Regions from separate parts of the Homo sapiens genome. Here region 2 is linked to region 1. Evidence: chromatin loops called from intact Hi-C (ENCODE). Cell type or tissue: endothelial cell of umbilical vein. All regions are shown on one strand. Links, peaks and the distances in the headings refer to the core of each region. The heading gives the core; the rest is flanking DNA.

Evidence for each region. Hi-C counts contacts between places; a loop is a spot of excess contacts. Peaks named below come from ENCODE experiments on the same cell type or tissue, not always from the same donor. Only the 100,000 strongest peaks of a DNase experiment are listed, where the experiment ranks them.
Region 2: a loop joins it to region 1, with 5 times the contacts of the local background. A loop is called at or near these places in 3 of 110 quality-filtered maps.

Annotation. Positions count from the first base shown.
Region 1 is chr6:97,239,116-97,242,038 of GRCh38, reverse strand. All of the region lies in intron 11 of MMS22L (MMS22 like, DNA repair protein), which reads left to right. Among named protein-coding and RNA genes, the nearest start is that of MMS22L, 43 kb to the left of the region's middle. In endothelial cell of umbilical vein, for the core only: no CTCF peak of the experiment used is centred there; a DNase peak (open chromatin) is centred at 1,598; H3K27ac peaks cover 1,674 bases.
Region 2 is chr6:97,188,587-97,191,509 of GRCh38, reverse strand. The region is part of intron 14 of MMS22L (MMS22 like, DNA repair protein); the gene reads left to right. Among named protein-coding and RNA genes, the nearest start is that of MMS22L, 93 kb to the left of the region's middle. In endothelial cell of umbilical vein, for the core only: no CTCF peak of the experiment used is centred there; DNase peaks (open chromatin) are centred at 749 and 1,559; H3K27ac peaks cover 2,338 bases.

The DNA of each region.
Region 1 (2,923 bases), core at 318-2,817:
TCTCCAAGATAGACCATATGATAGGCCACAAGTCTCAATAATTTTTAAAAAATTGAAATTATATCAAGTACTCTCCCAGACCACAGTGGAATAAAATTGGAAATGAATTCCAAAATGAACCTTGAAAACTATACAAATACGTGGAAATTAAATAATCTGCTTCTGAATGATCTTTAGGTCAATAATGAAATCAAAATAGAAATTTAAAAATCCTTTGAACTGAATAGTAATAGTGACACAACCTATCAAAACCTCTGAGGTACAGCAAAAGCAGTGCTAAGAGGAAAGTTCATAGCATTAAATGCCTACATCAAAAAGTCTGAAAGAGCACAAATAGACAATCTAAGGTCACACTTCAAGGAACTAGAGAAACAAGAATAAACCAAACCCAAATCCCATCCATAAGTGGGCTAAGGACATGAATAGGCAGTACTCAAAAGAAGATATGTAAATGGCCAAGAAACAGATGAAAAAATGCTCAACATCACTAATGATCAGGGAAATGCAAATCAAAACCACAATGCAACACCACCTTACTCCTGCAAGAATGGCCATAATTTAAAAATAAAAAAAAAATAGATGTTGGTGTGGATTTGGTGAAAAGGAAACACTTACGTTGCTGGTGGGAATGTAAACTAGTACAAACACTGTGGAAAACATTATGGATATTCCTTAGAGAACTAAAAGAAGATCTAACATTTGATCTATCAGTGCCATGGCTAGGTGTCTCTCCAGATGAAAAGAAGCATTATGAAACACTTGCACATGCATGTTTATAGCAGCACAATTTGCAATTGCAAAAATATGGAACCAGCCCAATACCCATCAATCAATGAGTGAATAGAGAAAACTTCTTATATATAGAACATGGAATACTACTCAGCCTTAAAAAGGAATGAAATAATGGTATTTGCAGGAACCTGGATTGAGTGGAGACCATTATTCTTAGTGACAACACTCAGGAATGGAAAACTAACCAACATATGTTCTCGTTTTTAACTTGGAGGTAAGCTATGAGGACACAAAGGTGTAAGCATGATATAATGGACTTTGAGGGCCTGAGGGGAATGGTGGGAGTAGGGTGAGGGATAAAAGACTATACTTAGGGTACAGGCCGGGTGTGGTGGCTCACGCCTGTAATCCCAGCACTTTGGGAGGCCAAGGCAGGTGGATCACCTGAGGTCAGGAGTTCAAGACCAGCCTGGCCAACATGGTGAAACTCTGTCTCTACTAAAAATACAAAAGTTAGCCGGGTGTGGTGGCATGTGCCTGTAATCTCATCTTCTCAGGAGGCTGTGGCAGGAGAATCACTTGAACCTGGGAGGCAGAGGTTTCAGTGAGCCAAGATCACGCCATTGCACTATAGCCTAGGTGACAAGAGCAAAACTCTGTCTCAAAAAAAAAAAAATGACCATACTTTGGGTACAGTGTATATTGCTCAGGTGATGGGTGCACCGAAACCTTAGAAATCACCACTAAAGAACTTATTCATGTAACCAAACACCACCTGTTCCCCAAAGACTATTGGTTGTGGGGAAAAAAGTAGGTCAGGTGACCAGCCATCCTATCCTGGTTTGCATGGCCCAGAGTTTCAGTGTGAAACCAGGAAACATCTGAGCAAACCAGGATGAGTTAGTCACCCTAGAAGTAGGAATAATATGACTAATCTAAGAAACATGCTCTATGAATTTAGGTCTAGCATAAAGTCAAAATATCTTTCCTATGGGAAAAGAGGCGATTATAATATTTATGAAGAAGTAGTTCTGTGGTTCTCTGCTATTCCTTCAGTTTTAGTGTTCCTTGATTGTATCAAATTATATTCTATAAGTAGTATAGGACTATGTGTTGGATTTCTGGAAACCAATTTTGTGGGAGCAGTAGTAGGTAGTTGTAAAGAATAATATATTTGGATAGAACTGTCAGTTTGATTATATCTATTTTCCTCCCATTGAGGTAAATTGAAATCTGACCATGGTCATGTACTTTGACTTGATCTCCAACAGTGACAGTGGTGAAAGAGTCCATTTGCTGTATTTAAACAAAATAAAAATCTTCCAAATATACAGCAGCCTTCAAATAAAATTAGTGTACACTTCATTATACTTTTTGTTTTTATTTTTTGTTTAAAGAGACAGAGTCTTTCACTGTCACCCAGGCTGGATTGGAGTACAGTGGTGTGGTTATAGCTCACTATAACCTTGAACTCCTGAGCTCAAGCACTTCTTCTGCCTCCTTCTCCCGAGTCATTAGGACAGGTGCATGCCACCATGTCTGGCTAATATCTTCATTTTATAGACAGATCTTGCTGTGTTTCCCAGGCTGATCTTGAATTATTGGCCTCAAGGAATCCTCCTGCCTCAGCTTCCAATAGTGCTTGGGATTACAGATGGGAGCCACCGCACCCAGCCTGACCACTACAGCTTTAATCAAGCAAATAATGTTTTGAATTCTTTTTTCTAGCTAGAGAGGATCTGCCAGAAACAGAGGTGGAGTTTTAGTTTAGTAAAGAGAACGTATATTGCTCAATTTTACTTACTTAAGTACAGTTTTTTAGAGGTAATCCTATTTAATATTTGTGAATGCTAATTGTAAACGTGTGTTCTACCTTTGGGAACAGCATTATTGTTTTCATATGAGAAAGATTTTTCATCTTTTGCTGCCTGCTTTTTAAAAGCCTCATTGTTTTCTGAGATCACAGAAGTAATTTTTAGTTTTATAAAGGTTATGGAAGGGTATTTAAAAAGTAAGCCTGATTTTAAAAAATTATTTTGATTTTTTAAACACATTAATTTGGAGAGTCCAGGAGTAGAACCAACTCAGAATGTGATTAGATCTAAATAATGTGGGACAATAGTCTTTAAATAACTAACTAAAAATCAGTGTTTCTTGAGTAGAAGGATCGTAACTGGGATATTGAAGCCCA
Region 2 (2,923 bases), core at 100-2,599, 50 kb after region 1:
TATATTATGCTTTTTCCATGTGATGAAAAGTCCATCAATAGACAATTTTAATTTTCCTTAAACTTTGAGGCATCATGTATTAGAAATAATTAATATACAACTGTGAATACCAGGAAAGTGGTATATAGGATGTCATACCTTATTCTATAACAGTTATAGGAGAAACAATGGTATGCCAAGATTAGAGGCGAAAACTATAAGCAGTGGTCCAGTAAGTGTTCCCAGAAGCCTGCCTAAGTTACTAGGGAGGAGCAGAAACTGAGAGACCAGACTGGCAGGTAGAAGTTTCAGGTACAGGGTTCCATGCGTCTCATATGATAGATGCCTCAATAAATTTGTGTGTCTGTGGGGATAAGGTATCTGTGTGGGAGTAGAGAGGTGGGGGCAAAATGGATAAGTAAACATGAAATCAAAGCAAGAAGTAGCAGACAAATAAAAACAGGAAATCTTGGAAAGTGGGGCAAAAGAGCAGTCAGATGAAAGAATCAGGAAAATACTTGAAGATAATGAGGAAAGCTAAAGGAGGCAGGGTAACTGAGCTAAAATAGAAGCGTAGGAACACCTGGATAATTGGTATGTGAAAGTGTGGGTGTTTATATAGTGTAATGATAGGCTTCTAAACTTTTCAGAATGTTATTTCCTGTGGTCTTCACAATAACCCTGTTAGGTGGATATAGCAACAATTGTTCCTGTTCTTGACTCTAAAGAAAACAGCGAGTTGGGAGGTTACTTGTTTTTCCAAAGCCACACTGCTCTGGATAGCTATGCTAATAACCATGTTTATTACGCAGCATAATTACTCCTTTTGTCTCAATTTTCTCATATATAAGATTTGAATAATAATTATGCCTACCTCATAGGGTGAGAAACGATGCTTATAAAACACTTTGCATGGTGCTGGTCTCATAGTAAATACCAGTAAATGCTGGATGTTGCTGTTATTTCCACCATGAGAGCTGCAATTTGAATAACTTGACATTCAGCAAATTTATTTTCTACTATACTGTATTGTATCTTTTATAATGTAAGAGAGCTGGTTACATGTGTGTATTTCCTTATCTGATCTTGTATTTCCAAACTGATCTTAATGTGAAATCTGTCTTTACTCAAATAAAACAATTGCCAAGTGTTGGGAGATCCTACATCCTTGTGTTATGTCTTTCAGTTTCTGACCAGAAATCACATATTTTTCCTTTTATGCAAAAAATCTACTTACATATTTCTACTGTTTGTGTTGAAGAAGGTAAATAATGCCTCATAAAACAGCCATCACCTAGAACTATATTACATTCTTTATAATATTTTATGTATGTTTTGTGTTTTCTTTTACATTGTTACCTCTAGTGACAGAGCTTCTTCTTTGCATTTTTGTAAATGTACCTTCAGCAGATATGCAGTGGTCACATCTAATATAATTTATTTTTCAGTAGTCTGTATAATTAGTTTTCTGGTTCAAACATGTGATTTTAAAAAATTACCAGTGTCTGCAAGGAGTATTTCTAGCTATTTGGCTATAGTGCAAAAATTTGGTTCTTCCTTCAGACTTCTATTACAGTGCACTCTTGGCATTTCCTGTATTTGTCACTCACTGATTTCTTTATGCTTAAATAAATTATTATTATAAGGTCTTAAACAACTAGGTTCTGGTTTAAAATAGCAGGTAATCATTTCTTCTTATCCAGACTGAAAAAGCTTGAACTTTCAAACTATTGAGCAGGAAACATTTTGCATATTCCCGGGGATATTAGCTGCTTTTCAAATCCAAAAACACAAAGTGGGTGCACATTTCCAACACAAGTGTGGTTTGGGGTCAGTGTCTTACCCTTAGTTGAAACTTGTCTTAGCTGTTTTAACTCAACCTTGGAGGATGTAATCTATAGCTTTAAAATTTTTTACCTCACAATGGTTTTTTTTTTTTAATTAATTATTCTTTTTTTTTTTTTTTTTTTTTTTTTTTTGGAGACAGAGTCTCGCTGTTGCCCAGGCTGGAGTGCAGTGGTGCAATCTCAGCTCACTGCAACCTCTGCCTCAAGCAATCCTCCAGCCTAAGCCTCCCAAGAAGCTAGGACTACAGGCACATGTCACCACGCCCGGCTAATTTTTTGTATTTTTAATAGAGATGGGGTTTCACTATGTTGCCCAGGCTGGTCTTGAAATCCTGAGCTCAGGCAATCCACCCACCTCAGCCTCCCAAAATGCTGGGATTAGAGGTATAAGCCACTGCACTCGGCTTTTTTTTTTTTTTTAAACCTAATGGATTCAGAACTTTGAGTCCTATCCCCACGTTAGCTCATACTTATACTCCCTGGTACCTCAACGTTTTGTTGTGGAGAGGTCAAAGGTGGTTCACATTTGTTGGCCTTTCTCATTATTGCCTTGAATACATGTTTTCTAGCATCTCTTCTTATAGTCTTTCCTAATGTTAGAATTCTGATGTTGCTCCTGGCCCTTCAAAAGACACAGCTACATGTGGCTTTTCCAGCCCCTTTTCTTAAGCTTTCTGAAATTCCTTTATTTTATTTATTATTATTATTATTTTTAAATTATTTTGAGAAAGTCTTGCTCTGTCACCCAAGTTGGAGTGCAGTGGCACAATCTCGGCTCACTGCAACCTCCACCTCCTGGGTTCAAGCAATTCTCCTACCTCAGCCTCCTGAGTTGCTGGGATTACAAGCGTGTACCATCATGCCCGGCTAATTTTTTTGTATTTTTATTAGGGAGGGGATTTCACCATGTTGGTCAGGTTGGTCTTGAACTGCTGGCCTCGAGTGATCCACCCACCCTGGCCTCCCAAAGTGCTGGGATGAAATTTCTTTAACCTAAGTAGAAAGAGAAGATAATTTATCAATGTTTAATTCACTTAAAACTTGTGTATGTGTAGGCGCATAAGGGTGCATGTCTTAGTGTGTAAAAAGAAAAGTGG